Linked DNA regions of Homo sapiens: region 1 is linked to region 2. The links are chromatin loops, found by intact Hi-C in ENCODE. Cell type or tissue: heart right ventricle. All regions are shown on one strand. Links, peaks and the distances in the headings refer to the core of each region. The heading gives the core; the rest is flanking DNA. Region 1 overlaps CTSO (cathepsin O). Region 2 has its middle 27 kb from the start of MAP9.

The links. Hi-C counts contacts between places; a loop is a spot of excess contacts. Peaks named below come from ENCODE experiments on the same cell type or tissue, not always from the same donor. Only the 100,000 strongest peaks of a DNase experiment are listed, where the experiment ranks them.
Region 1: it touches region 2 in a loop (14-fold over the local background); 50 of 110 quality-filtered maps call a loop at or near these places.

The regions. Positions count from the first base shown.
Region 1 is chr4:155,948,259-155,953,524 of GRCh38, forward strand. All of the region lies in intron 1 of CTSO (cathepsin O), which reads right to left. Among named protein-coding and RNA genes, the nearest start is that of CTSO, 3.0 kb to the right of the region's middle. In heart right ventricle, for the core only: CTCF peaks have their summits at 5,065 and 5,264; a DNase peak (open chromatin) is centred at 5,043; H3K4me3 peaks cover 999 bases; H3K27ac peaks cover 1,830 bases.
Region 2 is chr4:155,401,326-155,406,835 of GRCh38, forward strand. No RefSeq gene overlaps it. Among named protein-coding and RNA genes, the nearest start is that of MAP9, 27 kb to the left of the region's middle. In heart right ventricle, for the core only: a CTCF peak has its summit at 2,757 (motif pointing right); no DNase peak of the experiment used is centred there.

The DNA of each region.
Region 1 (5,266 bases), core at 267-5,266, 550 kb after region 2:
CCTCTCAAATTCATACCTAGGACCCTGTCCCTGTAAGACTCTGTCCCTAAAGCTATCCTTATTATGACTTCTAGCAGCCATCCTTCTAAGAGGTAGAATCTCTTAAAGCTGCCTTTGTGTGTGTGTGTGTGTGTGTGTGTGCACATGTGTACTGGAGGTGATCACATATTTGAACTGTGATTTAAATGTAATATGTTTCTAAGCAGTGTCTTCCATATTCTAATTTCCCGCCTGTTAGCCTAGCTAGGATGCTTCATGAGTATGCTAAAGGAGGTTGATAAGAACTGCAGAGTAGTCATGAAACATCCCAGCAAGGCCAAACAACAAACAGAGGATGGGTTCAGTCTGATCATAAAACAGGATAACTCTATTGACAAGAGACCTGAACCAGTCTCATGAGGAGGTTAGGCTGCAGTTTTAAAATTCCTCAGAAATCAACATTTTTCTTACAGGATCAGAAAGCCCTTCCAGCTATCTCAGGCATCTTGGCCCTCTTACCTTTCCAGCTGTGGGTAACCACAGTCTTAGATAATGCTCCGGCTAGGGTAAGTTAAGAGGAAAATGGTCATGTTCAAAACAATCAAAGAGTAGAAACCCAAGGAGGGTGACTTGAGGGGTTCTCAGATGTTTCCTTAATCTACTTCCCTGAGGGGAAAAATCTGTGAAATCTTTCTCACAGACTGCCACTAAGTAAGAGTAAATGAAATCATGTATTTTCTTCTTGCATGTACTCAACTGTTTCTAAAGGAGTAAGCGAATCTTTTATGAGCAAACTGTTGAGTTTTCATTTCTCTACAAGGAAAGTTCTCAGCCACTGAATGCACTAAATACAAAGGGTTGAAGGGATTGTTAAATTGAATGCAAGTATTCATTCTAAGTGTTTTACATGAATTAACTTAGCCCTGTATAAAGGTAATTGCTAACATTAGCCCTCTTCACAGAAGAATAAATCTGAGAAACAGATACATGATTTGCCTAAGATCACACAACTAGTATTTGGTGGAGGGGTATAGTTATTTAGCCTGCAAGAAATCTACTGAAGCGTTATAAACTTTAAGGGACTTCATGTCTGTTTTATCAGCTGAAAAGGCAGTGAACATCTATTATTTTTCCCCATTGATATCTAGGTTTCCTTCCACTAATGATGATTTATTTGCCTTTATCAATATACGCAATGATGTGTGTATTCCCTTACAATGAATCCCATGTATCCATGGGATAAGTTTTATATTGAAATTAACAGAGACACCTAAGGTACTTTGGAAGCTCACTTTATCTTCGGCACTTTAAACTCATTGTTTGTCTTGCAGTTCCATTACTCAGACTTTTAACAACTTTCATTTGCAGATTTTGAAGTTTCATAGGATAAATCATAAATTGTACACATAGATTTAAAATGTTCTCCTTAGGAGTGCTTTCGTTTCTGGAAATTGCAGTAAAGCTGAGGATGAGCAAAAAAGGTAAAATATTTGTATACAAAGAGCATCACTGAGAATTTCTTGGAAGACTTAGGAGTTGTAAACTTTAGATCAGTGATTCTCAACTGAGGATAATTTTGTCCCTCATTTGTCATACTGGGGATTGTCATACTGGTGGGATGCCACTGGCATCTGGTGCATAGAGCCCATGCATGCTGCTACTCACCCTACAATGAAGAGGAAGGTCCCCCACAACAAATCACTATCCATTCTCAAATGTCAATAGTGCCACTGTTGAGGAGCCTTGGATTAGAACAATAAAAGCTTTTTAAGGATACACTTTTATAAAGTACAGCTTTTGAAAAGTTTCTTAGACAAAGTATTTTCTATACAGTGTACTGAAGTGTGTGTAAACATATTGCAGATATATGTTTACTATGTATGATAAGAAATGTGTAGTCAGGATTTGTGTGAGCATGTACACAAAAAGATTGAATTAAAAATACATTCTTTTGTGAACTACTTGGGAGAATCTATTTCTCCAGTGTATAAGTCTTTACATTCTTTTTATTTACAGGAAAATGTTTATTTACAGGATACAATGCTTAAACATAACGATATTCATTTTTTGTGTACATTTCTTACAGGACAGCACGCGTCTTATTCTCCACTGTATCCCTCAGAAAACCCAGACCAGTTCTTTAGACACAGTGGAAATTAAATAAAGTATTGGATAAATGTATGGGAAGATGAATAAATTATAACCTATGATTTTAAGTTTATGATATATTTCCATTTAGTCAATGTATGCTTTAAGTGAGATTCATCAGAAAAAGTCTGCTGAACAACCTTATCTAACATCAAATTCGTGTTTTCATCTTTATATAAGGTAGAACAGGAGTCTCAAAACCCTGGGCCATGGACCAGTACTGTTCTGTGGCCTGTTAACGACCAGGCTGCACAGCAGGTGGTGAGGGGCCTGCGAGCATGCATCACCACCTGATCTCCACCTTCTGTCAGATCGGCAGCAGCATTAGATTATCATAGGAGCACAAACCCTACTGGGAACGGTGCATGTAAGGGATCTAGTTTGCACAGTCCTTATGTGAATCTAATGCTTGATGATCTGGGGTGGAACAGCTTCATTCTGAAATCATCCGCATCCTCCTCACCCCACCCCCACACCCCAGTCCGTGGAAAAATTGTCTTCCATGAAACCAATCCCTGGTGCCAAAAAGTTTGGGGACCACTGAGGTAGAAAATAGGTTTTAAAGCTTTCTTGGATAAAGCCTATTTGGAGGACCTAATTCCAGATTTCAAGGGGCTGATTACGGCAAGCACATATAAGTGGCTCATTAGTTAGGATCACTTGTTATAAAGATGCTATGGCCATCTATTTACACATAAATAAATATTCCTAAATATATAAATAATCTTATAATAATATAACCTGTGTCATTACGGCAACTGGTCTTAAGGTAAAGCTTTGGAAATTTTATGTAAAATCACATGTACTTTGGCATAGATATTATTCTAAAGTGAGTGTATCAAGCAAATTTTATTGGATCCAATATTGGGTCTGTGCCTCCCAAAAGGATAAGAATACCAAATGTTCTGTGGTAAAATAATGAGCATCAGTAAATATGAGGGCATAGCTAGGTTTTGGCACAAAGGAGAGTAGGCTAAATCCAATAGTTAAGAGCTTCCTGAGCACTGGAAGTTTCTAAAGGAGTGAAAGTGCAGAGATAAGGGGTGCCATCCAAAGTCAGGTGTCTTGTGAGGCATCCCATAATAAACCATAGTGGAGTCTAGTTTTCACTGAACAATACTATAATATTTTGTGGGAAAGTCATGGGCTAACCTAACTTTCATTTAACGTGCATTCCTGGGAAACTTACAAAACTATCTAAGGCTAAGATTAAAACAAATTTTAAAACCTTCACCATTCTCTAAACCCATGACCATGAAAGACATTACTAATTAATCAAGGACTTTCTTGAACCAGATCTTCAGCTGCAAACCCCTGAATCATCAATTCACCAATGAATTAACTTGATTTCAACAAGAAGTTTCACGGTTACCAAGGAGGCAAGGCCCTTTCCACCTTTCCCACTGTCCAGCTCTCTATCCCAAGTCCGAACAGCAATCTCCAGCTAACTAATCTAACTAATTCCTGATGATCTTAGATGAAAGACTTTCATCCCAAATCCATCCATCTCCCCCACTTCCCTCCTCCCGTCCATGGAAAAAATGTCTTCCATGAATCCGGTCCCTAGTGCCAAAAGATTGGGGACCACTAAGGTAGAAAATCGGTTTTAAAGCATTCTTGGATAAAGTCCAACTAAGCACCGAGAGGTGTTCAGTTTCCAGCAACTGTGCGTTGAAGCCTCAATGTTCTCTTTTTTGGGTATCCATCTCATGAAGCAAATTCTTACAGGCAGCAATTGCTTTGAAAATTTTTTCAGTATTTCTTAACCCGAGGTTTTTAAAATGTACTAAGAGTCTTCATAATTCGATCCTCCTCCACTTCCAACTTTCCATCTTTCAACCTGTTTCTTTGTATTTCTCCTGAGAAAAGTTACATTTTCTAGACATTCATCAGGGTATGGCCTCTTTACAGGACCAGTATGAGTCACTACATAAATTATACACATATATATTTATAAATTATCTAAAATCTAAATAAATGTTAAAAATATATTTATAAGTCTAGCCCTTTGAGCTTTGTCCTGAAATATTATTTTTAGGAGCCTGACAGTGTGTTTATTTATTTAGCCAATGAATACGTTACCAATAAAGGTGAAACTGACTTTTCCCCTAAGGGGTTTCGTTTACCAGGAAAACGAACGTAAGTTGAGGATAGGGGTAGAATACAGGCCAGAATTTTGTTCTTGAAAGAGTAAGAGGACTTCTGGTTTTGAAAGCTAGAACTGAACTCAAGAATAATAAAGTGGAGATAACAGTACACATCTCGGTTTGGACAAAACGTAAGAGTGGACAGAATCAGGGAAGGCTGGCCTTCCTAAACATTGGAGCTTTCCAGGAGAGTCGGGGGAAAAGAGCACAGCTATGAAATCCTGTGAGAAATTCCAACAAACACCAGGAAAAAAGATACACTTCCTTGAGCAATATTACTCAACTCAGACTTATGTTTGATTCAGAATGAAAGAATTTTCTTTTCCAATAAATTAAATCATGATAATGGCATCTTTCATGAATTTAAAAATGTGTTAAATAGTATCAGCTATCTAGAACATAGTGAGGCGAACACTAAATCGGCATCCCTTGCAGTTTCCTTGGTTTCAGGAAAATCATTATTTGTGCTCAGCTAACTGGTCCCTTCCAGAGTTTTCATGCTAGACTCAAATCTAAGTATTTATTATAAATATTATAAAATATAAATTATATTATATTTCGTATAATAATATGAAAAGGAAATTAAATGCTTCTCTTTTCTTCAACTCAGTCTCCGCCAAGGCAGGAAGAACTTTTAAAGTGGTGCGTTAGTTTAAGGAGAATCATAAACCATCAGGATTCTTTAATCTGGCTAAAGACAGGCTCTTTGTTTCTAACTTCTGATCACTAGCGCCCTCCTCGGGAAAAAAAAACACGACAGGTTTCTTCCACCAACAGGCTGCTCCCTGTTTCTGGTTCTCATAAAAGAGAAATAGAAGAGCTTTGGAAGCCAGTGGCAACGATAGAGGGGATTGCTAAAAGGGGGTGCTTCTTCCCACCAAGGACACTTTGGACGTATCTATGGATTTATTTGGGTGCGTCCCAAAAATCCATAGCGACAAATCTCTTCTGGAAAATCAAGTCTTTTGGTTAGCAAAGGCATGGGGGAGTGA
Region 2 (5,510 bases), core at 195-5,194:
CAGGAGTTTGAGACCAGTCTAAGCTACATAGCAAGACATCGTTGCCACAAAAAATTTACAAATTAGTCAGATGTGGTGGCATGCATCTGTAGTTCTAGCTACTTTGGAGGCTGAGGCAGGAGGATTGCTTGAGCCCAGGAGTCTGAGGCTGCAGTGAGCTTTGATTGCACCCCTGCACTGCAACCTGGGCAACAGAGCCAGACTCTGTCTCTTAAAAACAAAAAAAAAAGTTTCTCCACCTCTAAGGGGCAGTTCTGTAAACTTGTGGCTGACAGATCACTCAAATCCAGGCAAGTAGCTTTTAATTAATTGAACCAGGATTGGACCCAGAGCCAGCGTTCTTAACTAACCCCTGTAGTTAACTCTCAGAAAAGTCCATGTTCTAATTCCCAGAACCTGTGAATGTGTTAACTTGCATTTCAAAAGAGACTTTGCAGGTGTGATTAAATTAAAGATCTCAAAATGGGGAGATTATGGATTATCAGAGTGGGCCCAGTGTAGTCACAGGGGTCCATACAATTGGAGTACAAGAGGGTAAGAATCAGAGAGGAGGTGTGACCACGATGGAAGCAGAAGTTGGGGTGATGCAGGGTCATGGCCCTTAGAAGCTAGGAAGGAGCAGGGAACGGATTCTCCCCTAAAGCCTCTAGAAGGAGTGCATCCCTGCTCATGCATTTCAGACTTGTGGTCTCTAGAACTGTCTGGAGATGGTGTTGTAAGACAGTAAATGACTATGGCAGCAATCAGATATTCATATAACCCCTACACTATATTTTCATATACCTGACTTTTTCAGTCAAGATTCTGGTGCTCAGAATGGGAAAAACATACAACTTTATGTTAATAAGTTGTATTTCTGTTGGTGCCTCCTACACATGGCAGGGAAGCAGGATTGATTATGGCCTGTGCAATTAATATTTTAACCTAGAGAAAAAATGGGAGAAAGCAGGAAATGTAATTAGACTGTGCCAAAGAAGTGTAATTTTGACAGTTGAGTTGGAAGATGAATGGTGGTTGTGGGGAGAAGAATTTGAAAGGAGGGTAGACAAAAAAAAATCACCCAAAAAGCTGTGGCATTTGCTCAGGAGAGATATGACATGCAGATGAAATTAGGCAATATCAGTGAATATAGAGAGGAATAGATACATTTTTAAACTATGGTAAATAGTACGATTGAAGTGTGTGCCGGGTGCAGGTAAAAAAGGAAGAGGGGACAGCATGATGTCAGACTGGGACTCCCTGAGTTGGAGGTGCCTGTGATATATGGGAGTGGTTGAGGGGCTGAGATTATAAGGGGAGTGAATACAGAAGGGAGCAGAGGATAGGACCCTAGGAAGCATCTATCAAGTTATGGGCAGAGGTTGTACGTAGCACAGAAAGGCAAGAAATTGCCAGGGAAATAGGAAGAGAACCAAAGAGGAGAATGGCTCACCAATAAGGGAGTGGCTCATGCTGCCTGTTAGTCAAGTAGAGAAGCAAACTAGATTTTTCCTTAGGAGGTCACTGGGATCTGTACCATGCCTAGGTAAGAGCAGTTTCAATAGAGGGATTAGAGAGAGGTGTGCTGGATCTCACACCTACTCAGCAGAGGCCCTTGTGCACTGGAGCTCATACCTACTCAGGAGAGTCTCTTGTGCACATCCAAGCCCAGCTCTGCATTCAATGACATCAGCTTTAGATCAGTGATGGTGGAATTACTTGAAATCAGCAAATGCTACAATGCTACAAATCAGGGTGTTCCCTTCTCACATCCTTCCCCATCCCAAGAGTTAAACATTCACCAGCTTCAACTGGGAGAGAAGAAAGCTGAAGCATGACTGATTAAGTCTGCAAGTGAATGGGAGATAAGGAAGTGGGGCTGAGGGAGTTCATTATCTTTCCAGACGTGAGTGGTGAAGGGAAAGCGCACAGTACAGTCACATCTTAAGACCCAGATAGGTTTGAAAGAACATTGCTTTTTCCTGGAAATGTCCCAGACAAGATTGATTATATAGCCTCTATTGTATCACTGAAGTTTTAAGGAATCTTTACTTTTAATGGCATCTCACATATATAAAACCACATTATTGTTATGTAAGAAATTAACCCAGTGCTTTCCTTCTTTCCTGATCGATTAGCACACACTGTCTTTTTGCATCATTTCTCCCATGTGTAGCTCCTCTGTTCATCCACCTTTCTGGAATTGCTTGGCTCCTTCCTGCTTTGTACATGATCCCTTTAAGACAAATCTAGTTTCACACACGAATGCAAATATACTTTTAGGCACTTTTTTGAAGAAGGATACAAGTGGATGCCCAGTTCTCTTTGTTTGTATGTTGGATTTCTGATTAAGATTTCCTAAATAAAGGGCCCCAAACTAATGTTTGAAAAAAAGGGGGGGGGAGGGTAAACATAGTTTCAAGTTTTTTTAATCACTTATTTACACGTTACTCTTTATTCAAATTGTTCTATTTTATCTGTTATCATTATATGCATTTGTAAGATTATGAGTTTTTGTGGAATTAAAATCCAGCACTGAAGAAAGCCCAGGCATTACTTAGTGGGAATTTCTTTGTAAAAAAATAATCCCATTCAGGATTCTCAAGGGAAGTCCAGAGCCCGACTGTAGGTTAATGAGAATAAAAGAAATGATTTAGCACGTGCATACAGCTAATTTGGCGTCAGCATTGTGCTCATGTAAGGATGTAATTATTCTTTTGTCTCTTCTGGGAAGCCCAGAGTATACGTTAATAATCAAGTTCCAGAAGATGGCAGCAAAGGATTTACTATCCAGAGGAAACATGAATGTAATCATTAGTATTCTTGAGATACTTCATTTTGCTTATAGTGATTAAAAGTTACATTGAAACAAAGCTATTTACATCATTTAATAAAGCTTTTTGAATGATTAGCTTTTTCTTTATATTAGAAAGTAGAAATTTACTAGTTTAATGTGTCAAGAAAATATTGTTTAAATCCATGTTTTTAAAAGACTTAATGTAAGCTGCTCACCTCCCAATCCTTTCCCCACCCGCCCAAACTCAACCAGGATCATTGTTCATAGTTAGGGTTCTTTCCCATACTTTTATCCTCTATGCACAAAAATGGTCATATTACATATATTATTCTATAACCTGGTCTTGCCATTTGAAAATCTTTCCATGTTAATCAAAAACTGAATTGTGCATTATTTTATGGTTATATAATTTTATGTATATATTTATAAGTATGGTTGTTTTCAGGTTGCATGAGCAGCCTTGTGGTACATGTAGTTGTTTATTTAGAATACATCCTAGAGGTAGAATAATCAGGTTAAAGTATATGAAAATTAACTGCAGTTATCCTTCCTGCCAAAATGCCTTCCAGGAAAGTCTTTACAATATACATTCCTGTGAATATCATGAGAATGGTTTTTTACCTAAATTTACTCATTAGATACCCTTATTTCACGCTTAGAAGATGGAATTTTATTTCCCAAATTTTATTCTCATTTTATTTTATGCAACTCTACTTACTGTCTCCTTTAAACATCCTTTCATCTATTGTCTCAAAGTAAAAACTAGATATGAAATAAAAACATAAAAGTAAAATGTTATTTTATTTTGTTTTCAAAGTGAAACATTAAAGAAAAAAGACATTATTTAAGTGTAACTGGGAAATGCTCTTTTGTGGGCAAAAATAAATCATTTTAAATTTAATTTATTCCTGTAGCTATTATTCCTAGCATTAGGAAGATACGATTTAATAAAGTACTCTTGAGGAAATTCATTAGGTCACAGGAACTAACATGAAAGCTCTTTATATTTAAAACAGGCAATAATGCTAAGGCATTACTAAATATGTAACTTCAAAGGCACTACATTGCCCAATCACGTACTCCATTTTAGGCATTTTATATACATACACTGTAGCCAAACTTGAGTAAACTTTGATAAAAATTTTCTATTATGCAAGTTTCTTAACCTTAAAATGAACTTCTGTGATTCTTAAGTAAATATTATAGGGTGATGCTTTTATTCTTTGGGCTGGATCCAGATGTCAACTTTTCGTTTTATAACAGCATGTTCTTTGCAACTCATAGCCAACTAATTTTTTCTAGTATGGACAAAGAACAAAGAATGTGCCCTGTAAAAATTTTGTACAAACTTATTTTTCCTGCATTATATATTACGTCTCCTTCTCTTTGTGATTAAAGCCCACGAATATTTTCTTTTGAAAAGTCAATATTATATCTGTTAGATAAGACAAATTTTCCCTATTATCTAACAGCAAATCTGCTTCTTTCTGTTTTTTTTTTTTATTTTAATGTTTTCTGTTTTGTTTTAAAACTTGGAGTGATATGTGTCTGAGATTGGTAGGTGTTGAGAAAAAAATCTGTAATATCTGAAAAGGTATAGATAGTACAAATTTTTTTTGAGAGGGTTTATATTTCAAAAGCCAAATCTTTTGAAAGTTTGGACCCACATTTTAAAAACTCACTGTTTTAAATGAAGTTAGACAATGAAGTAATGAGACATGATTTTGCATCTAGCTTATGAACATCAGTCATATTCAAATGTGCTTTAGACTATTTTGTTTTAGACAAAGCAATTCAAGAATATTATGTCTCAGCTAGAGAGTTCTACTGTCTAGATGAACTATGCTACACTCACTTGTATGTAGTTAGAATCCTAGAATGCCATGGAAATAATGTAATTCTTGGTACATGGATCCTTTGGATAATATTATGGGACCTGTTTGAATACTTTGCAGGACATGGAATGAATACATCAGCGTATGACGCACGTGTTCCATTATTGGACAGCTCTAATTATCACAATTTTATTCTTTATACTTAATCAAAGTATGCATTCCATTTTTCTGTACACTGACCATAGTTTTGTTTTGCAGGGTCATAGAGAATAAATCTAATCTTCCTTTCACATGACAAAACTTTCATTTGGGGAAAGATTTATGTTAATTATTAGCACACTGCCCTCACTTTACCATTTTCCTTTACTGCTGTTTCTCATGTTCCTCATAATTTCAAAACCCATCACCATCCTGGTTGTGCTTTTTTGGATAATCCATTTGATTTCATCCCTTAAGAGTTGTACCTTAAGGTAAACAGAGTAACCCAGATATTATTTAACCTGAACAAGGAATAATCCCTTTTTTAGGTATGGACACTGCTAACATGGCCTGAGCTTACATTAGCATCTTCCTGGCAGATAGGCTCCACTCTTCGTTTACCTTGTGTACGTGTAATCAACCAAAATGCTAAAGCTATCCAGATCCCATAGGATTCAAATATTCTTTAAACTCAAATGTAGGATTTTAAATTTTAATGTGTTAAAGACTGTTTTTGATTTGGGACATCTCTTTTTCAATCTTTCAATCTATAGGTAACTTATTGAGTTCTATTTTATCATCCAACATACTATTTTTCAGTTTCATATTTAAATGTTACAAGTATATCTGCTTGGCACGTGTTTATACAAGTCATTACTAAAAAGAATATTAGGATATTTAATTTATCCACATCCATGAGT